Linked DNA regions of Homo sapiens: region 2 is linked to region 1. The links are chromatin loops, found by intact Hi-C in ENCODE. Cell type or tissue: endothelial cell of umbilical vein. All regions are shown on one strand. Each heading gives the region's core, and the rest is flanking DNA. Links, peaks and the distances in the headings are about the cores only. Region 1 overlaps LOC107985960 (a long non-coding RNA gene). Region 2 overlaps LOC107985960 (a long non-coding RNA gene).

Evidence for each region. Hi-C counts contacts between places; a loop is a spot of excess contacts. Peaks named below come from ENCODE experiments on the same cell type or tissue, not always from the same donor. Only the 100,000 strongest peaks of a DNase experiment are listed, where the experiment ranks them.
Region 2: it touches region 1 in a loop (2.0-fold over the local background); 1 of 110 quality-filtered maps calls a loop at or near these places.

What each region holds. Positions count from the first base shown.
Region 1 is chr2:172,283,208-172,294,786 of GRCh38, reverse strand. The region is part of intron 2 of LOC107985960 (a long non-coding RNA gene); the gene reads right to left. Among named protein-coding and RNA genes, the nearest start is that of ITGA6, 140 kb to the left of the region's middle. In endothelial cell of umbilical vein, for the core only: no CTCF peak of the experiment used is centred there; DNase peaks (open chromatin) are centred at 6,156 and 6,936; H3K27ac peaks cover 3,425 bases.
Region 2 is chr2:172,370,004-172,381,582 of GRCh38, reverse strand. LOC107985960 (a long non-coding RNA gene) reads right to left here. Exons shown (of 6, transcript XR_001739773.3): 6 at 11,410-11,507. Among named protein-coding and RNA genes, the nearest start is that of ITGA6, 52 kb to the left of the region's middle. RefSeq lists enhancers at 23-534, 535-1,044 and a silencer at 4,708-5,002. In endothelial cell of umbilical vein, for the core only: no CTCF peak of the experiment used is centred there; a DNase peak (open chromatin) is centred at 4,852.

The DNA.
Region 1 (11,579 bases), core at 4,271-9,270:
AATATTGTTCAGGGCATTCTGTGTAAGCAGCTGCACCAAATACTACCTGATACATGGGCATAACGTGAAGTAACTGGTTCATTTTTTTTCTGTAAGAACTAAGTGAAAGAATGTATGTAAAACTCCTAGTGCCCTTCCAAGCACACAAGAAGTCTCAGTATTGTTCATCCTTACATTTAAGTGATGGAGAGGGTCAGAGCTTAGAATAACCTTGAGAGCTGAAAGGGAACTTAGTTACCAGCAATCTGCACCCCTCCATTTTAAAGATGAGATGCCTGAGTGCTGGAGAGGCCAGGGGCTTGCACAGGGCACCCAGCCTGGTAGAGGCAGCTCAGGTCTCCTCATGTCTGTTCCAGGCTCTTTCTCAAAGCAGAGGGTATGGAGCAGCTGACATGAGAGGGAATTGATGAAGTCAAGAGGCGACCCCTAAATAATAGGACATCTTCCCACACGAAAGCCCTAAGGGGGAGCAAACGTTTAATTCTGAGGTTCCTCATTCAAACAAAATCCATCTAAATTTGATTATTTACTAAACTATCAGGAAGCAGGGAGTCGAGAGGAGGGAAGGCATAAAGAGATCAGGCTTGGCTTTATAACCAGTTTTGCAATATTGGTGTCTGGAAGCCTGCCAGGTCAGTCAGCCACTGCGCTGCCATGGATGGAGGCCTGGGGAACTGGGAATGAAGAAAACAGCCTTTGCCGATGGTGTTTCCTTGGCTGGCCCCTGCTCAGGACTCAGGAATAACTGCTTTCTGGACCCTCTGAAAAGTCCCCTTAGGGGCCATCTGACTCCAGAGGCCTGTGGTTGTTCGCATGCCTTCCCAACTCTGGCCCAAGAGATCGCTTCCCTGCCTTAGAACTAAACAAGAAGTCATCCTGTGTCCGATTGAGGCGTCTCAGGGGAAAGGATTTAGAGCAGGCCCCTTGGGTTTGTAACAAGATCACAGTGGGGGAGTTATCTTGAGGACTTGAGGGGGAGCTGCTTCTAATCTGCTCAGCAAAACAGTCTCCATCCCAATTTTCACATATGCAATAAAATGCTGGCTCCAGTAGCTCAAGGAAGCTCCATGATAAGTCACCCCAGAAGCCTCTCAGGCAGGGGTGGCAAATGGGTTTCATTTCATGTGCCACCTGCTCAGTACTGGTGGCCTGGAAAACTGTGTTGAGAAGGATCCTGAAGCTTAGTAGTAAGGAGTTCTGCAGCATATTAGCAATGTCCGCAATGAGCCAGGCAAGAGATAGATTCATGGGTCCACACACTGACCATCTTTAGCCTGGGTATGGCAGATGTGCAAGAGCCATATTAGACCATCAGCTTCAAACTAGACCACAATAGATCTGTCTTACATGGACTTTTCGAGGACCAGACTGTGGCTTGTGAATACATCCCTACTCCCTTCTTACAGATGTTGCTTACAGAAAGAATACATTTTAAATTGCATTCATTTTTACCATTTTTGCACTTGGAAGCATTTAATCTGCAGAATCTGCTGAATGGGACATTATCTGGTATTTACTCTGAACAATTCAAGATTAAATACACTTTTACACTTTGGTTCAAGAGCCAGCACTGCAGTGTGGTAGGTCCCTCTCCTATGTCCTACAGATACAGTTCCTCTCTTCTGGAATCCCCACTCTCCACTATCAAGGGTGGGCCCCTAGCAGGTGCTCACACAAGATCCTGGCCCCTGGGTTTGTTGCTTGGTGCTGAAATGGATATCTGCCTCAAGTTGAGCCAATCTGATTCATCATCCTGGGAAGGTAGAACTTGAGCTGGAAGTTGCAGAGGTTGGGAGTGGAGTCCTAATAACAGCAAAGAACTAGAGCAAGTGTCTCAAACTCAGCAGCCTATAGGAGTCAGCTAGGCAAGCACGCCAGGCATAATAATAATAATAATAATAATAAACAGCACCACTGTGATTAAAAAAAAAATGTTGACTAACAGTAAGTCTCAGTGTTGTGGGGAGGTAATAGGGAGTGGTGGGGACTATGTCCATTTGGAGAGACATGCTTAGGCCAAAGAAGCTGCTACTCAGCTCCTGCCAGTTGTTGCCATGCAGGAAAGGAATCTGTGTTGCCATGTTGTCTGATTTTTTCTTTTTTCAAGAGAAACCAGAAATCTAGATTTTTATATGAAGGTCTCTGACTTTTAAAAGTGATCAACTAAATTTCAAAACTGTACAGCCCAAATAAATTATGTCTCTTGATAAAATATTGCCTAAGGGCCAATGATTTACAATCTATGCTTTTGAGAGAAGACATTTATATCTATCAGAGTCCTATCAGTAAACAAATTGCTTGCTCAGAGAGGAGCGTTTTTGTTTAGTTTTTTTAGAGGTGAGGTCTCGCTTTGTTGCCAAGCCTGGAGTGCAGTGGTGTGATCATAGCTCACAGGACAGGAGGGTTTTATAAAGGGATGATTTACAAAAGTGCAGTGCCAGTCTGGGACTATAGTAAAGTGAGTGTGCAATTGCCGCAAGGTAAAAAATTTTAAGGGGACACCAAAAATTTTAGTAATCAAGATAAATAATATTTCAATGTAATAATTTTTTAAAGTCAAAATTACTGTAAAAAAATCTATGATGAACAAAATATTAACATTTTAAACAAAGGATTAGTATTACTCATTGTACTTGTCTATTCTCACATTGCTATAAAGAAATACTTGAGACGATAATTTATAAAGAAAAGAGGTTTAATTGGCTCACAGTTCTGTGGGCTGTACAGGAAGCATGAGGCTGGCCTCTGTTCAACTTCTTGGGAGGCCTCAGGGAACTTTCAGTCATGGCGGAAGGTGAAGGGAGAGCGACGCACTTCACAGGACGAGTGCAGGAGGAAAAGAGAGGGGAGGTGCTATACACTTTTAAACAACCAGATCTCATAACTCACCCACTCACTGTCATGAGAACGGCAGTGAGGGGACGGTGCTAACCCATTCATGAGAACTCCGCCCCCATGACCAAATCACCTCCCACCAGGCCCCACCTCCAACACTTGGGATTACAATTGAACATGAGATTTGGGTGGGGACACTGATCCAAACCATATCACTGATACTTCCTTTTGCTTCAAGCTCCAACATAGCCCAGCATAGAACTAGTCAAGGTGTAGAGAAACCTCAAGGGATAGTACAGTACCCTGGGGGTGGGAAAAGCAGAGCTGTTACCACATCTAGGGCCAAAGGGATAAAACACAGGAGTGGTTACTAGAGCTTGGAAGGAGAAAGTCATGCCCAGAAGGCCATCTGCAGACAACCTGTGACTACTGGCCAAGGGACTTGACTAGCCCAAGGCATTACCCAAGGTAGGAGCCAAGGTAGGAGATGAACTGTTGGCCTCACTCCCCTTTCTTCCTCTGATCTCCTGACAAAATACATCACTGCCCAAACACAACCAGAAGTCAAAGCGCATAGGAGCCTATTGCTACAGTTCATAACGTCCATCAATACAGTCCATAGGAGCACCGAGCAGGAGAGAAAGAAAGAGAGTGGAGCTGGAGGGACAAATGGAAGAGACCCGATAAACGCCCAAAACTCCTACCCTGGTCCTCAGCCTCCTGGGGGCCTGGGACTTTAGTGATTCCTGGGATTCAGTGAGATTTCCCAGTATCCTCCCAATATAGTCCTTTTTCTGCTTAAGCTAACTGAAGTTGATTTCTGATATTTGCCACTCAAAAACTCTTACCTAACACACACAGCCTGAGTGGCTAATCTGTGGACCAGTCAAACCCCAAGTGAATTCTCCTAGTACTCGCCAGACCTGACCAGTCCCTGCTCACAAACACAGGTAATGAATCATGCAGGCCACCAACATTTAGTGACTGGAGTGACATAGCATTTTTTAACTGAATTAGTTAAGAAATCCATTGAAAAAGTGATTACTTATGGTTGTTATCAATAATAACATAATAAAGCTGGATCCAACAAAAAAAGTTTAAATGTATTAAAATGACACTGCTCCTAAATTTAGGTATTAGGTTACCATTTGAATGGTAAAAAAAAAAAAATCCATTTCATGGATTTTTTCCTTTGGGGAAGATACCATTGAATCCATTCTATTCAGCATCCATAGAATGTTTGTTTTCTTTTTAAGAGATAAGCTCTCACTATGTTGCCCAGGCTGTTCTTGGACTCCTGGGCTCAAGAGATCCTCCCACCTCAGCCTCCCAAGTAACTGGGACTACAGATGCCAAAACCACACCCAGCTCAGCATCTATAGAACTTTGACCAAGATACTTATTTAGATTTTTTAAAATAGTTTAAAAGTAGGAGATAATATGAGAAAGGCAGAAAATTTACAATGATTACTCAAAAAAGGAAAAAACAGGCAACACTGTAAGAACAAAATCTACTCTGAAAGTGAGTTTCACCAAAAGCCTTGCTTAGGCACTATTACAGGCAGAATTATGTCCCCCAAAGATTCATACATTGGGGTCTTAAACCTTAGTACCTCAAAATGTGACCTTTTTGAAGATAGGGTCTTCAAGAGTGAGCCCAAATCCAATATGACTGGTGTCCTTATAAGAAGAGGAAATTTGGACACCGATGGCATGCAGAAGAAAGATGATATGAAAAGACAGGGAAAGATGGTCATCTTCAAGCCAAGGAGAAAGGCCTGGAACACATCCTTCTCTTGTGGACCTTTAAAGGAACCAACCCTATTGACACGTTGATCTTGGATGCCTGGTCTTCAAAACTGTGCAAAAACAAATTTATATTATTTAAGCCACCTAGTCTGTGGTACTTTGTTATGGGAGCCCCAGTAAACTGATACCAGTGTCACAACAACAATAATAGCAAATACATATTGACATTGCTAAATGGACTCCCCAGTCCATTAAAGGTGTCCATTTCCAGCTGCTCTAAAATAAAGGAGTTGTGATTTATTTTGCTGGGTACTATGCCAGCACAACCCAGCACATAATTTAAACTCCTGGTTATCCTCTTTGCATAAGAGTTTGGACAAAACAAAGCTGTAATGAGTAGGGTCATGGACTTCTGTACCCTATTGGCTAACATATAGCCAATAAAGGAAAAATAGAGACTGGCTGCCCAGGCACTGCTTTAAATGCTTTATATATATTAATTCATTTAATATTTGTAACTCCTATGGAAGATAAGCACTATATATATCATCTCCATTTCATAGCTGAAGAAAGTGAGGCATCAAGAGGTTAAATAACTCACCTAATGTCACACATGAAATAAGTAAGAGAATTTGGATGATAAATCTCAATCTGAATCCAAATTCTATACCCCAAATCTGTGCTTATAACTGCTATACCTTGCTGCCTCTTGGGTGTAGATCTTTCCTGCAGAGGATGATTTTTTTCTCCCACCCCTAAGCTGTTATCAGCCAGACAAAATGGACAGTCAGGTTTCATGGGTGCATCCATACTCAAGTGTCCAAGCCCCTTTGATGCATCTGATACCCTCAGAGACATCGAAACTTGGTCTTATTTTAAAAATCATGGTGTTGGCCGGGTGTGATGGCTCACACCTGTAATCTCAGCACTTTAGGAGGCCGAGGTGGGCGGATCACCAGGTCAGGAGATTGAGACCATCCTGGCCAACGTGGTGAAACCCCATCTCTACTAAAACACAAAAAATTAGCCAGGCATGTTGGCGTGCGCCTGTAGTCCCAGCTACTCGGGAGGCTGAGGCAGGGGAATCCCTTGAACCCAGGAGGTGGAGGTTGCACTGAGCCGTGATCGCGCCACTGCACTCCAGCCTGGCAACAGAGCAAGATTCTGTCTCAAAAAAAAAAAAAAAATCATAGTGTAACTGCAAGATATGAGTGATTGAATCAACATTATCCCTCAAGGTAGGCACAAAATTGAGTCCAACATAATTTGATGGAGTTATACAGGTGTCATGCTGGTACCCTTGACCATCACAGTGCTGTTGGTCATACCCATTTATCCAGAGATGACTCCCAGGATGACTCAGTGGCAAGCAGTCTCTGAAACCCCTTTCCTGCTGCTTGCCAGTATCAACACCCATCGTCACCACCACCATTTGGCACAATGCCCAGAGGAGCTAGGTGTTGGGACAAAATAGTACCTGTCTCACAATGTTGTGAGACTTAGTGGGCCCTCAGTGTAAGTGTTAGTTCTTTTCCCCTTTACAACTAAGTGAAAAAGCCTTGCTCAATGCACATGAAAGTGTTGGTTATAAACTTGTGTTTGGGGATTATATTTTAATTTATTAAATTAAACCTCCTCTCATGACTTTTGCAGAGCTAATGACAAATTAGCCTGTGTGCACACAGACTGGAAAGATACAGACTTTGCCCAGTCTGTGTAGTCAGCATGCAGATGAGAGTGGGACGCTTGCTGCAGAAACACCTTCAGCTCAGCAGCTGCCTATAAGGGAAGAAAACTCAGGATGTATAAAAACAGAGAAGTGACATTCTCCCTGCAAAATCAGCATTCTAAAATGATGATCCTGTCTCATCCCAGTCCTGTTTTGGCCAGACTCCCCTGTCCATTAAAAGTGTCCATTTCCAGCTGCTCTAAAATAAAGGGGTTGTGATTTATTTTGCTGGGCACCGTGTCAGCACAGCCCAGTGCATGATTTAAAATCCTGGTTTTCCTCTTTGCACAAAAGAGTTTGGACAAAACAAAGCTGGGATGAGCAAGGTCATGGACTTCTCTACCCTACTGGCCAACATATAGGCGATAAAGGCAAAATAGAGACTGGCTGTCCAAAGCTTTGTGGACCGTGGGAAGTGATGTTGCCAAGGTGATGATTTGGAACCAGACCGGAGAAGCTGGTGCTAACAAGGACAGGAGACCCAAGGAACATTTCCTGAAAGGGAAGAGAGAAACTCAAAGGGAATTCACCAGCAGTTGGTAGGATTTCCATGTTTTGTCTCAAATATGTATTTCTAGCCTTCCTTATGTTGGAAAATTGTGTTCAGAACTCCGAACTCTGAACACAGTAGATTTATCACATCCTGACTGTCAGAGATAATTTAAAATCAGATGAGAGGGAAGGAAGGAAAATTGAGAGTCATGATTGTCATCCAATCCAAGCTCGGTAAAAACCATTTGATAATGGTCTATTTATAGAGACATGTAGGATGGTCATTAGGAACAGAGCCCAGGGATCAGGCCCCAGCTCTGATGGATTTTGTGAGAGACACTCACCAGTTTAGGAAAATCATTTAATCTATTGGTACTTCAAATTGGATCACCAATAAGAATGAGTAAGACCTGTATACATGTACCCTAAAACTTAAAGTATACATGAAAAAAAAGGTTCTAAAGCAAAAAAATAAAAATAAAGGTTGGATGCTAAATTAAACAAAAAAAAAGAATGAGTAAGACCTATGGAATTTTATATCAGAGGGAAAAAACAGGAAGAGTCCATACATTTAGTTTGAAATAGTCATTATTTCCTTTTGATTTAAAAATTAAACCACATTGTCAAGGAACAATAAATCAGCCTATTTATTTATTTATTTATGCCTAATTCATGTTGCCTACTGAGGATCAGTAGGTGTTCTGATTTCTGAGCTAATACTCTATCTGAATGAAAATTTGGGTTTTGCTCATGGAAAGCCAACTCCTGGCAGGCCTATACTTAACTCAGAACTCACCTCTGTGCCCCTCAAGTCATTTGCTTACTTCCCTTGTTATAGAAACAATGGAAGTTATTTCTTAGCAAGCGAGAAAAGTTCTGGAATATAAATTGTAGACTGTGGTTGCTATTAAGCCATGAACAGTTCGTCCTTTAGAAGGTAGAGGAAGGACATGGAGGAGAGGGAGAGCCAAGAGATCAGCCAAGAAGCACGGTCACTGCTCCAGTGTAAAATTGGGATCTAAAGAGTTTGAGAGTTCATTAGAATCACAGCATAGAATCTTTTGAGCTATATGCACACCTATGGTTTATACCACCAAAATGCCAAAAATCTTCTGCATAGTGCAAGCTGACTGAGTAAATGATTTAATGTGATTCTCACTCCACCTTGGGAAGTCAACAGATAAGGTACTGACAGTTATGTCCATTTCATGGGAGAGGAACAGATGCTCATACAGAACAGATAGTATCCAGGGGAGCTTTATTTCCAGGGAATGATTCTGCCTGTAAGGTTTTCCGGCCACTAAATAGTGGAGCCAGTACCTAATTCAGGCCCTCTGATTGTTAGCCTTGTTCCTTCAAACTGCAGGACATCACAACCACCACGCCCACCTTCCAAAATGAAAGTCTCTTTTCAAACATAAAAGCCACAATATGAGCTATGGCAGCCATTGAGAGGTACATCCTTTCCTCTGTGAAATTTCACTCAGGAACAGCCCTATAACATCACAAAATTTAGGAATGAAAATAATCTCTAGTCTAATATACTTGTTTTATGAACAGATAAGGAAACTGAGGCACAGAGGGGCTAAGTAACTTGTCTCAAAATCACACAGCTGCATTACTTGTTGCGTTGGTTAACTGAAATGTTAAGATCAGTTCAGTCATTCCACAGTTTACAAGAAATAATTAGAAGGCATCCCATTTACAGAATATAAACCTGATCAGCCGGGTGCGGTCGCTCACGCCTGTAATTCCAGCACTTTGGGAGGCTGAGGCGGGCAGATCACTTGAGGTTGGGATTTCCAGACCAGCCTGGCCAACATGGTCAAACCCCGTCTCTACTGAAATACAAAAATTAACCAGCCGTTGTGTTGGAGGGGCAGCTGAGGCATAAGAATCGCTTGAACCTGGGAGGAGGAGGTTGCAGTGAACCAAGATCATGCCACTGCGCTCCAGCCTGGGTGAAGAGTGAGACGAGAGAGAGAGAGACAGAGCGAGAGCGAGAGAATGAGAGAGAGAGAGCAAGGAAGGAAGGAAGGAAACTAAACCAAACAGTAGTTCAAAAAAAAGTTAAGTGATTTGCGGAGATCAAAAGGAAGGAAGGAAAGAAACAATAGTGCAAAACAAGTAATTTGCAGAGATCACAGAAGTGGAGGGACAGCAGGATTTGAAACCAGGCTGATCTGACTCCAAACTACCCGACCTCACCCACACCAACAGCATGTTGTGCCAGCAGCCTTTTGTGCCCCTGTGGAAGAGCAGGATAGGGGCACTGCACAGGTTTCATTCACTGGAAGGGAGAACTTCTTGCCCACAAATAAGCACCTTGGACTCAGCTAAATCCAGAGAACTCTTAGTCTCACCTAATCCAAAACTGCTAGATTTCAAATCCCAAAGGACTCATTTTGCCTCTCAGCAGGCCCAGCACAGACACGTAGCCCTGACAGTTTGCACTGAGGATTCCAGATTCCAGAATGGAGCCCAGCTGTGCAAAGCCACTGAAGCTGTGACTGGCAGCCGCACTCACTGACCTTCTCAAAGGCCTCTGTGCTCCCAGGCCTGGAAGAGCATTATTTTAGGGATAATGGCTGACAGCTGCTGCAGCCTCGTGGGTGCCCAGCCCCTGTCCACCACATCCTTAGGAATCTTGGTGGTTCCAGGCTTTCTGGCCCAGAGTAACCAGCTACTGGAATCCTGGAGTTACTTCATTAAACTGGTTTCAAGTTACATGCTTTCTTTTATAGGACTGGGGGGAAATGAAACCTGCCAGCCTATTGTCTGTGCTGTACATAACCACTTCTTTCTTGGTGAAATTTCTCCCAGCTCCTGTGTCCCCATCCTGAGTGCAGTAGGGAAGTAGCAAAAGAATTGGTTTTGCCAAATAAAGTTTAAAATGTTGGCCAAGACCAGTGTCGTGCCCCTGTTGCCTCAGCAACCAAGCTGAGGCAGGAGGATCGCTTGAGGCCAGGAGTTTGAAGCCAGTCTAGACAATAGAGCAGGACCCTGTCTCTACAAAATATTTATTAAAAAATTAGTGGCCATGGTGGTATGCACTGTAGTCCTAGCTACTCAGGAGGCTGGTGTAGGAGAATCACTTGAGCCCAGGAGTTCAAGGCTACAGTGAGCTATGATTGCACCGCTGCACTCCAGCCTGGGGAACAAAGTGAGACCCCATCCCATAAATAAAACAGTCTCTACTTTCTGAGTATTTTGTTCCCCACTGCACTCTTGCAGGCTGAGTGTTTCATCGAGTTCCACAGTGCCTTTGCATATCTTATGCATATCTAGAGGACAAGACACCATAAGAGAGTGCCTCCTGTTTTCAGTTTTTGTCATTATCATTAGCCTTCCAATGGTCAACTGCCAAATAGGCCACTTTGAAGTAGGTTTGCCCTCTTTCTCTCCTTTTTTAAACTCAGATGTGCATAGGTAGAATGGCTGAAATGACTCTTTAGAAGAATGTGTTCTTTCCATGCTAAATGCCTCAGATCTCAGCTAATCTTGCAGAGCTGGACAGGATCTTTGAACAGGTTAATGTAGTGGTTGGGAAAATCTCCCCCTGGGGAAATTCCTCAGTCCTCTGACAGCCAGCATCTGCGCAGGCGAGGGCACATACCCCTTTGGGGCAGTCTTGGAGTGTTCTCCTCCCTTGGTGGATTCACAGAGTGCAAGGGGTACCACAGAAGGAGCTGAAGGCTCCTGTCACTCTCCCATAAAACCCCTCCACCGATGCAGCATGGGGCATGACATCATTAGGGGAGAAGATGGGAACGGGATGATTTGGATTCAGGCAACTGGGGTCAAATCCCACCTCCACTGCTCACTCGGTAGGCAACATTAGTATATCCCTGAACCTCTCTGTGCCTCAGTTTACACATCTGTAAAACAGGAATAATAATACCTGCTGCACAATATGGCTATGGTTTTGTAAATGATACAGCACTATTATCCATAATAGTAGTAACCTTAAGGAGATGCTGAAGACTCTTTTCAGATTTGTCCCAGTGCTTACATCTACTACATTTAAGGGGAGTAGGTTTGAAGATAAATTTCATTATCCTTGTCATCACTGATACCTTCATGAGTCAAGCACCAGAAGTAGACTCGGCACCAGATGAAACATGGTCATCAAAATTATCCCTGAAAGGCCAGTTGGTCAAGATATTTCAGACATCAAAAATATGCCCCCCGGCCCCACCCCCGAGGCCTCAGCTGCATCACATTCCTTCACTTGGACCCGCCTGCAGACCACACAGTATCTCAGGGCAATTTCACACTCTCTCTACCGACTGCCTCTTGCTATCTGGATTGCACACTCAGGCAGCCTGATTCCTGTCTGGTCAACCACATAGAAACCAAGGGAATGAGAGCTAATGTAATTGGTTGAAGTCATTTCCAGAAATATGCTATTGGGGACATATCGAGAAGGTATCTGGGTTCTAAACAGGAAATCATAATAATCAGACTAATGCAGCATCCAAATTACTTCAGGGAAAACAATTGTTACAAAATCAAACTACAGACATACCAAGCTCCTCATCAGAAATAGAAAGAAGCTTCCTTTTTCATTACACCTCTTTTTTCCAGCAAATTTCTTGCTCATTCTAGAATGAATCTTGACTATTCACAATCCCTATCATTGTTCCTGAAATAACACCCTCATTAATTATGCCTACTCTGAAATACAGTTTAACCTGTTTTATAGTTAACAGCAGCCTTAACATACAGTCCCAAGTGAACCGTGTAGAGAGCCTCAGAATTACAAACGTAAAGT
Region 2 (11,579 bases), core at 2,795-7,794, 88 kb before region 1:
GTGTCAGCCAGCTATGGGTGCCTGTCTAGAAGGCCACTCACAGGCAAGATGCAGATGGATGAAGGCACACAGACCTGCTTCCTCAAAAGATGCATTTTTTCAGTTTGTTTTTGATTAACACATCCTTCTGCCCACCCCTGACACCAGGGTAGGTTCATCAAAATCTATGGAAATGTCCGTAGGTTGCAGGAAGGTCCCCTGATTCTGAAACACAGGGCTGGAGAGAAGGCACAGTATTCCAACGGAATAATTCACAGAACCACTGGCAGAGAGTAAAGGAATTCTTGGCTTTATCTGGGTTCCCCTCCCCCCACTTCATTCAACATTTTAAAATACTTTCACCTGCTTCAGTGAAGGCACAGCTAGGGAACTTGTTGACTACCACGTGCTGTTATTTTAGTTAATATCCTTCTCCCCAGAGCTGAGCTTGTTTGCAGGAGGGCTTTGCAATGCGTGGCTTTCTTTCCATCCTGATAAGCTTCATTTCCAAGCTGGTGGCTCTCCGAAATTCTTTTGCAAAACAGAGCCTCAGATCTCTCCCTCCTTCCTGGTTCTATGGAGATTCTATATGAGAATTTAGAACAAGGCTCAGCATTCACCAGAATCGCCTGGGCTTCTTTTCTCTCCTGCGATTGCTATGTTAATGAATCTGTTGGATGTCGCTGTGACCTACAAGCTCCTACCCAGCGGGAGAGCCCTGCATCTAAACTGCTGATATGTCACACTAAGAAAGGAAAAGAGGCCCTGCCTGGCCAGGCAGAGGGGCAAGGGGGTTTGGGAAGCCTTCCAAGACTCAGATCATTGTGTAGAGATGTAAAACATCACAACTCTCCTTGTTATTACTGGTGATAAATGGCTGGGCAGGCAGATCTGCACCACAAGAATTGCTGAAATTGAGGAAACCTTGTGGAATGAACAAGCAATTGAGGAGGAAGTGAGAGGCCGATGGCAGTGTGACCTTAGTGGCAGAAAAGCCATATGTCATGTTGCTGTAACAATTTATGGCAAATATTTCTCTGTCTGGGGTTTGCCTTTAAATAGAAATCACAAATGATGCAAGCTCAGGGTCATCACCTCCAAGTGCAAAGTCCTGCCAGTGGAGAAAGCTGCATGGAAGGGTTTCACAGGTTTGGGGAACTTTTGGCATGAAAGAGCCCAGCTCTTTGAGTTTGAGTTTCATCTACTCTTTTTTTAAGGATGAGTGGATATGTGAAAGTTGCAGTTGGAAATGAGCAGCTTCTCATAGACTTTTAACAAACTCAGGGCTTGTTAAAACAAGGATGAGGGGGCTCATCCCTGTGTCTGAATTCTCAGCAGCTCAGATCCCTGGCTTGTTTCTTGGGGATCCCATCCATGAGGACTGACATGGTTTGGCTGTGTCCCCATTTAAATCTCATCTTGTAGTTCCCATAATCCCCACATGTGGTGGGAGGGACCTGGTGGGAGGTAATTGAATCATGGTGACAGTTTCCCCCATGCTATTCTCATGATAATGAGTAAGTTCTCACGAGATCTGATGGTTTTATTTATTTTTTTTTGAGACGGAGGCTCACTCTGTTGCCCAGGCTGGAGTGCAGTGGCGTGATCTCGGCTCACTGCAAGCTCCACCTCCTGCATTCATGGCATTCTCCTGCCTCAGCCTCCCGAGTAGCTGGGAATACAAGCACCCGCCACCACGCCCAGCTAATTTTCTGTATTTTTTTTTAGTAGAGATGGGGTTTCACTGTGTTAGCCAGGGTTGTCTCGATCTCCTGACCTCGTGATCCACCCGCCTTGGCCTCCCAAAGTGCTGGGATTACAGGCATGAGCCACCGCGCCTGGCCGGTCTGATGGTTTTATAAGGGGCTTCCCCCTTCACTTGGCTCACATTCTTCTCTCTCCTGCCGCCTTGTGAAGAAGGACATGTTTGCTTCCTCTTCAACCATGATTGTAAGTTTCCTGAGGCCTCCCCAGCTGTGTGGAACTTCGAGTCAATTAAAACTCTTTCCTTTATAAATTACCCAGTCTCAGGTTATGTCCTTACAGCAGCATAAGAATGGACTAATACAAGGACCTTCACGAGTATCTCAGGCCTAGCAATGCCCACTAGTCTGGACAAAGGCATGCATGGCTGTGGAGACCCTCTGGCACCATGTCAGCCACACACATTTCTTAGTTTCATCTCTGTTACTTCACAGACAATGCTGGAAAAGTACAATAGATGACTGGGTTGAGTTACCTCTCTACAACACAGGGAAGAAAATGCTCAAGGCCATAGGAAACTGGGCAGACATTCCAGAAATAGGATGTCCAGGGATTCAAAGACAATGCCATCATGGGGACTGGCCATAGGGAGCGCTTGATCCAGGAATGGGCAGAAAGTAGTGCCATTCGGCTCCCCAGCTGGTGAAAGGAACAGCCATCCTTTGGCTTCCACCTGGGGAACCACCTGGAGACCCCTGGTGTTGGGTAACCACCTTCAAACTGCAGTTCTGTCTGCCCCTCCCCTGCATCACTCAGGAACTTGCCTCTCCATCCTCTGGACCTCATGGTAAATGCATACCCTTGCATTTCCTCTGGGACAATTGTCTCTTATATAGTTTGAGCCCAGGGAAGGCCTTGGCTTGGTCATCACAGCTTACATACCATATTCTTCTTCCCCCACTCCTCATACCCCCAGTCAAATAAGGTGATTTTGATGGTTACCAGGTAGCTCGTGAGGCCAAGATATTCCATGCACCAGGGCTTGAGGTGAGTCAATAGGGAAACACAGAATCTACTGTATTGTTAAGCAAACACTCTCTTTATGGGTATTTGGCCCAAACAAGCTCTGTTATGTAGAGCACACTGATAGAATTGAAAATGTAAAATGTTAAAAACTTAGCATCAAGAAACAGTGGCTCAAAATAAACATGGAGATGAAAGATCACAGACATAGGTCATCATTAGAAAGGACAATACAGTGTTCTTAAAGCAGAGATCCAGAAAAATATCTGTTAAAATGCAAAACATAATCAGAAACAAACTCTAATATCAGGACTTATACAAATACATACACAAGCTGGGAGCGGTGGCTCATGCCTGTAATCCCAGCACTTTGGGAGGACGAGGTAGGCAGATCATGAGGTCAGGAGTTCGAGACCAGCCTGGCCAACATAGTGAAACCCCATCTCTACTAAAAATACAAAAATTAGTTGGGCATGGTGGTACATGCCTGTAGTCCCAGCTACTCAGGAGACTGAGGCAGGAGAATCACTTGAACCCAGGAGGCAGAGGTTGTGGTGAGCCAAGATCACGCCACTGCACTCCAGCCTAGGCAACAGAGCGAGACTTAGTCTAAAAATATATATATATATGTGTGTGCGTGTGTGTATATATACACACACGCACACACACACACACACAAGTGTAGGTCTGTCATGTGTATGTGCATTTGTACATGTGTGGGAGAGGGAGAAGGAGAGAGAGACCAAGAGCTTGAGCAAGCAGTGGAGGTGGGGAAAGATCTCTTGGTCACCATCTGTCCTCCATTTCCTAATTCTGAGAAGCAAAGAAATGGCCAAGATTAAAATTTTAGGTTACAGGGGACCTCTGGGATATTAGAGGCGAGGCATCAGAGCAGCTAATGGAAATTCTTGCTACTTTCACATGACACCATGTGATTTGCCTTTATGTGGGGCCCTGGTTACTGAGCCCCCTCTCTTCTTCCCTATCACTCCCTCCCTTCCTCTAGCCTTCTGATCACTGCTCATAGCAGTGCAGATCTCTCTGCAGACATAGTACTATCTTAGGGAATTATCCGCAAGGAATCCTGTGTACCTAGTTTGTTTTATTGGCTAGCAAGTAGATGCATTATTTCCTAGTCAACAGGCAGGGCAGAACAGTGTAGGGCCAGGATGCAAGGCTACATTAGCAAAGGCAGCTGTTTGGACCACAGTCTTCTCAGGCAAAGTAGCAGAGAGGAGTGACTGATGTCAGCTTCCACCAACACTGAGAATTCTACATTGAGCTGGAACCAGGATCTCGGGACAGTGGCTCTAGATAGTATCTGAGGCAGCAGGATGTCATGCTTGCGAGCACCTTCCTGGAATTCTGCTCTACTGCCCAAGTGGAAACCTAGTCATTTCAGGAACCAAGCACTTTCTTCTTATAGGAAAATATAGTCTTCTCAAAGCAATGTTTGCCTGTCCTCCATACTGCATTTTAGCTATCTATCAGGTGTAGAAAATTCTTCAGGGTGCCCGAGTTTGAATGCCTCACCTTTGCCACTCAAGGTGTGGCTGCTTTTGGGACCTCCAACATTCTTCCAGCAAGTTCATAGGATAATATGGAGACCAAAAACATAAAAAGGAAAATCCTGGGGCTCAAAGAAGAGGGAATTCATCTTTTCATGCTCTCTTTTTATGAGTGCTATTATTAAGAATATGCTAAGGCTGATACATATCTTTCAGGCATTTGGCCAAGATGCCAAGACATTTTAAGTTTGACTAGAAGGAGACTTACGCTTTCCAAATTGCTACCTTGACAAATGTTTCTATTTTATCCCCTGGATAGATTTAATTCATTTACTTATTGCACTGAAAGATTCAAGCTTAAAGATATTTAATTATGTCTAACCTTTCTCCCATTAAGTAGATTAAAAGTCTAAAGCATTGGCTGCCCCCACCCCCACCAACACCGTATGGCTGGTCTGTTAAATATGCATGTTCAATCGGAGCTTGCAAAAAGAAAGATATTACATCAGCCTTAAAACAGTATGTATTCAATATTTGATTCTATTTTAAGCTTACACTTGGCCTAATTGTACTAAGCAAGGAAATAATATTACAGTGACGCCACTGAATTAATAAATATATTTCTGTTAGTGAGAAAGGCCAAAAGAGTCATCCAATGTAAATTTATCCTTGGCTACTGAGTGATTACTGTTTCAAGGACTTGGGAAATTGGCAAGACTTCTGGTTCTGTGCCGGAAGTGCTCTTAACTGTGGTCTTAAAATAGGGAAAAAACACTACACCTAAGAAAGTAGGTACAGGTTTCTTATTTGGGTGAGGCCCCTCACAATAAGGAATTCCTTAAAGGGAGATTGGGGAGAAATCTAAGTACTGTATGTCTAGTAATGTCATTATTTACTGCAAAAGGGAGACAGATAAATATCTTGGTAAGAAACTCTAATTGTGAATGATGCACATACTACAATATTTCAATGCATGACAGCGTTTTCCTTGATATGTTGTGCTGAGACATACGGTAAAGGTGACACCACCTGTATTTTAAAAATTGAAGAAATCTATCCTGGGGCAGTGTGTGTGTGTGTGTACGTCTGTGTGTGTCCGTGCACATTTACACGCATGTGTGCACATGCAGTGGTATGCTGGTAAATGTTTAACAACCAACTCTGTGGAATAAAAAGGCCAGGTTTGTAGTGCTTGCCAATACCCATGATGTAAATACTCCCATAATGGCCACAGTAAAATTATCTTCCTTAATGGAACACTGATCATGCAAAATAAAGTCTAAACATCTTAACATGGCCCATGACATCCTTAACCTTGACTTTCCAACTCCACTGCCTACCAAACCCACCTTGCACCCTGGTACTCCAGCCAAATTTTTTGTTGCTTCCCAAACACACTGAGATTTTTCTCATTGCTGTGCTTCTGCTTAGGATGTTCCTCCTTTCTGGAATAGTTGATCCTCTTTTCTGGGCATGAAAAATTCTAAAACTTTCTTAAAGACACAGCTTAAATGTCACCATGAAGCCTTCCTGAAATTCTTCATAGAAGGAACTCTCTCTCCTCTAATAAGCACGTTAATAGTACTTTTATATACCTTTTCTGTCGCAATTATTACAACATAGAAGAATAACTTCTATGTTAGCTTCCCCACTAAACTGTGAGCTTCTTCAGAAAAAAGGAGTTTTATACATACCATTATATCTCTATATGTACCATTATCTTACACATTATTTGGTACATTTTAGGCACAAGTCATTTTTTTTGAATGAATGGTCAAATAACTTATAGCAGATATTCTTTAAGCACTTATTATGTACTAAGCACTTTACATGGACTATTTTGTTTAATTCTCTCCAGAGTCCAATGAGGTAGATACTGTTACTGCAACTTCCCCATGAGGAAACTAAGGCTTAGAGATATGAGTCACACTCAAAGGTCACACAGAAAATAGTGGCGGGACCAGGATTTGACCCAGGACATCTGACTTCGGCTCCTATATTTATACTAAACTGCCTCCCTGCATTGAAAATCTCCTTTTGCTCCAGATATTCAGTGAATCCTTTCTGGCTGTCTGGAATTAGGGATCTACACAGCCAGCTCTTTTTCTGGAAGCCATCTGGGTATCCCATGGAAATTCAACCCACAATCTTAGTTATGCCTTTTGAACTTGGAAAGAAGACCTGCCTAACCCCATCTCAGAAATATTTGGATGTAGGGGAAAAAGGATTCCTCATCCCCAGGATGAAACCCTTTGGGAGAGCTCATTTCTGTCCTTCCAGGGTGGAGCTTTAAGATTTAAAGAGCAAGGCTTAATTAGAGTATTTCCTGGCTGAGTAAATATTAAACTTAAACTCAGCTCTGCCTTTGGCTAGCGAGTCTCAGTTTGAGGCTTGGCTTCCATGTTTCCTCCTGAGTTCCTCATAGAGGAATAGGGGTGGGGAATGAAGTCAAGGAAAGACTGTGGTCTAGGGAACAGAGCGACCTAAGGAGTGCTGATGAGGCAGAGACTGAGTTAACCTGTGCTGCAGATCTGTTACTAAACCCCAAACACACAGTTACTCTTTCCAACAGGTTAAATATTAATCTGTGTCACTGTTCCTTCCGTTGGTCATTAATTAGACTTTTTTTAATACAGTAATTCTGAGATCCACCTGCTAGAAAGGCTACCTTGGGCAAAGCAAGGGCTTTTCCACATTCTAAGAGGCCAGATCCATGGTAGTCACAAAGGAAGGACTCCATACTTCTATGAGGGGATGAAACGTCACTAGAATTAATCCTGTTTTTCTCATTTTAACTGGAACACTGCCCAGAGGACCAAAATAAAAAGTGCAACCTGGATACCAACCCAGTCCATTGCCCTTAGCTCCCACAAAGCAGTCAGACTTTCCAGGGACCTGTACAGTGGGGACTGGGGGCAGGACGAGCTAACCAGGCACTTTATCGGTGTTGCTGTTTTGTAAGAGCTGTTGTATGAACTGATTTGGATCAGCTGTGGGTTCTAAAAGGGTAGAAGCTGTGAAAAGTAGAGAGTAGGAGACTGAACTCACGGACACCATCCCAGGCACAGCTGGTCAAGGAGATTGGCACCTACAGCACTTAGCAGAGAGTGAGCCATCCAACCAGTGTCTATCCACTCTTCTAGGAATGGAACCCTAGTTTTACCCTAGTGAACCACCTTCTCCCCTTGGTTGGGACCATCAATCAAGGTGCCTTGCCCAGTCCCAGCTAAGCAGAAGGTCTCTGACCCAAGCGAGACTATTCAGGTATCTGAATGTTTAGCCAAGTGATAAAATGACTGTTGGAGTTGATTTGGTAAGATATCACTCATCAGTTCTGCTTAGAACACATCTTCCTCTTCCACTCAAACTTCACGATTCCCGTCTGTCCTAATTGTTCAACTTTCCTTTTGATTCTGTGAGTCACCCCACAACCATCAAGTTCATGCCTTTTATATTTGAATTAGCATTTGTTTCTGTTGCTTGACATCTGAAAACCATAACTCATATACTTTGTTGTGTTTATGAGTATGTGTTTAAATATCATCCTCCTTCTACACACACTAAATATTTTTCACTACTGTTTCCCTGCCTATAGTCCACCCATTGGACAAAGTTTGGAAAATATTTTTTTAAAATTCAGACCTAGAGAATAGATGAATATAGGGAATAATCAGTTAAACACAAATTGGTGCCAATCAATTAAGTCTGATTGCTTTCCGTTGCCAAGAGGGAATAAGAGTTTCATTTGGGCAAAAAGGAGGGAAGTCACTGAGATGCTTGGGGGCCTTGGGGAAAAGGAGCAAGCCTGGGTAGTGTCTAGATAAAGCAGCTCGTGAGCACTGCTGCCTGGAGGGGGGTCCAGGAAGAAAAAGACATGAAGAAAAGAAGGTGCAAGGCAAACGCCTTCTTTCTCCTCCTTCCTCCTCCCAGTCCCTGAGTCCTAGCAGCCAGAAATCAGGTTAGGACTATCAGGATAAGAGGGTAGCTTCAACGTAGGCTACACAAGTGTTTGTGGGAAGGCTCGGGACTCTAATGGTCACTTTAATATTGTTTCTACGGCAACATGTTTTTCTACTATCAGGAAAATAACACATCTTCTAGACCTATAATTTTCTAAATGTTCTGCACTCCTGAGATTCCACTCGTTATTTCTGGCATCACTAGTCTATCTGGAAGTCTTGGCATTCTTAACAGCCATTTGTCTGTTGTCTTCCTAAATATTAATATGAACTATTTATATATTGATATCCCTAGAAGGCAGGGATTATCAAAGCTCTGGCCAAATTTGTTTTTGGATCAAGCTGGATAAATCCCAAATCATTCTAGTTAGCAGATACTTCAACACATATAAACACACTAATTATTATATAATGATACCCAGTAAGCAAGGGAAGCTATGAGATCAGTTATAGATAAGCAAAACATACATAAAAATTTGTCCATCAAGAAATTTCTGGGCAATTTTACATTCAAATTTATATAGATTCATGTTTACATATTACTGGAGTCTCCAGCTGTGGCTTTTATTTAGTTCTGGAACACAGATAATAGTCTTAATAGGTCAATTTATGAGCTTTTCAAAGAAACAGTTTCCCAGATCAGACAATACAGATAGCTCTGTCATAGCCACCCCTCATCAGTCATCCATATGAAGATGAAAATAATGTATAGTCAGGACCAGACCTGTCCTGTTAATTAGGTTTCCTGGTTTGTCTTACAGAGTGATCTTCCCAGCATGGCTCTAGGCAATGCTACCTGGGGGTAAGGAGAACAGAAATTTCATTCCTCTCTGACTCACTCACTGCAAAGTCTTGGATAACTAACTAACTCAGGTATCCAGGGCTTTACTTACTTGAGGGATAAGATGGGGATGAGGAAATAAGAATACCAAGTACACACATAATTTGGAGGAATGAAGGAGAGATTAGTGACAATATCTGCAAAGGATTACAAGAAGCCACAAATACTCTCTTTTGGCAGAGGTATTTATAATCTTAAATGTAAATATACTTTACTTTATGTTTTATCCTTTTCTACAAAATCGTCTTTCGACAGACAATTGAGACTTTACTCAAAAGACAGATGATTGAGATTTTAACACCCACATGTTATCAATTCAAAGACACACATACTGTACCATCTCTGGAATACTCTGTCACCCAGGTTGGAGTGCAGTGGCACAATCACTGCAGCCTCGAACTCCCAGGCTCAAGTAATCCTCCCAACTGAGCCTCCCAAGTAGTTGGGACCATAGGTTCACATCACTATGTTTGGTTGCTATTTTCATTATTTTTTTGTAGAGGCAGGATCTCCCTATGTTGCCCAGGCTGGTCTCAAACTCCTGGGCTCAAAGGATCCTCCCACCTTGGCCTCCCAAAGTGCTCAGATTATAGGCTTGAACCACCACACCAAACCCATGTCTTAAAATTGTTATTTTCACATTACTGAACTAGGGATGCACTTTACAATTCATGGGGGATTTTTTTGGTTTTTTGGGTTTTTTTTTTTTTTTTGAGACTGAGTTTCGTTCTTGTTGCCCAGGCTGGAGTGCAATGGTGCAGTCTTGGCTCACTGCAACCTTCACTTCCTGGGTCCAAGCGATTTTCCTGCCTCAGCCTCCTGAGTAGCTGGGATTACAGGCATCCGCCACCATGCCCAGCTAATTTTTGTATTAAGACATCTTAAATTTAATGACAAACAGCATTTCTTCCTTCACATACAGACTTACCTCCTTTGGCCAACTGGTTTACAGAAGGGATTGTGATGACTACTGACTTTGGAGCCCTGAATGTTTGCAAAAGGTTGACACACTTAGAGGCAATGGCAGCACCCCCAAATCAGCAAGGCAGACCCATTTCAAACACAGTTTGATTCGTGTTCTGATAGGGGGACACACAGGATTCTATGAGACCACCTAGTTCAGATGTGGGGTGGGGAAGGGTGGTCAGGAAGACCTCTGGGAGGAAGTGATATCTTAACTGACACTGAAAGAAAGGGTTGATATTATCTAGCACAATACTACCCAAAGTGTCTTTGAAATCTATTTGAAGCCACCTTTGCAATGATTATGACAGTGAGAGAAATCCAGCATAGCTGACTCAATCTTGCTGCTAGCCTCAAGGGCTGGCTCTCCTTGTTCATTCCTGGGCATAGGCTAAGCTAGCCATGGGAAGAATTTAGTTTATAGTTTAACTTTGAAGAAAGGATGATAATAGTCCCTCCCTAAAACTGACTTCCTCCTTGTTTAGGGACTGAAACCACCTTTGTAGGAGTAATGAAAGGCCACAAGATTAGGCTAATGAGAGATGCCTGAATTATGCTAAAATATAGGCATAGTTAAACAATAACCAACCATTGTTTCCCAGCTTGCTTTTCTATAATCCCTTACTGCTCAGGAGTCACGTGGCCAGAATTCACAAGATTTGTGACTTCCCCCATTGCCTCTATAGATAACATCACTATTGTAGAACCTAAGATTGGTCTTTTGAGATGTTTTTCAGATTTTTGCTTTTTTGTGACTGACTGACTTTACCTGGACCTGAGACTGATAACTAAATTTTTCCCATGGTCCTGTGGCTCCCACCCAGAAGCTAATTCAGCATACAAGGACCATTTTCCACGCTCATAATTTCATCCCCAATCAGTGAGCAGAACCCATTCCCCAGCCCTCTGTCTACCAAATTATTCATAAAAATCCTAGCCTCTGAGTTCCCAGGGAGGCTGATTGAGTAATAAGCTCCCAACTTTCCAGCTGGCTAGCTTTGAATTTATTACATTCTTTCTTTACTGCAATACTTCTGTCTCAGTGAATTGGCTTTTCTGTGCAGCAGGCAAGAAAAATCTGTCAAGTGCTTACATATTTGTTACCAGTCTACTGCAAGGTAAGTACAGAAAGTGGCAGTTTAGAAACCTTGATAACATTATACATATATAACAAATTCACACATATAACAAATTCACACATATAACAAATAAGTAATTTTATGTTTATTGAATCTAATAATTTAAAAATTGGGAATGTACTTTATATACCTGTTTTACCTATTTTATTTTCCCAGGTCATTAATTTTATTGCATTTTACAAAAGTAAGTCAGATTGGTTGAGCCCAGGAGTCCAAGACCAGCCTGGGCAATATGGCAAAACCCTGCCTCTACAAAAACAATACAAAAATTAGCCAGGCCTGGTGGCACGTACCTGTAGTTGTAACTACTCAGGAGGCTGAGGCAGGAGAATCGCATGAGCCCAGGAAGCAGAGGTTGCAGTGAACCAAGATCACGCCACCACACTCCAGCCTGAGTGAGAGAACGAGACCCTGTCTCAAAAAAAAGTTGTTTACATTATACTCTAGTCTAGTAAGTATGCAA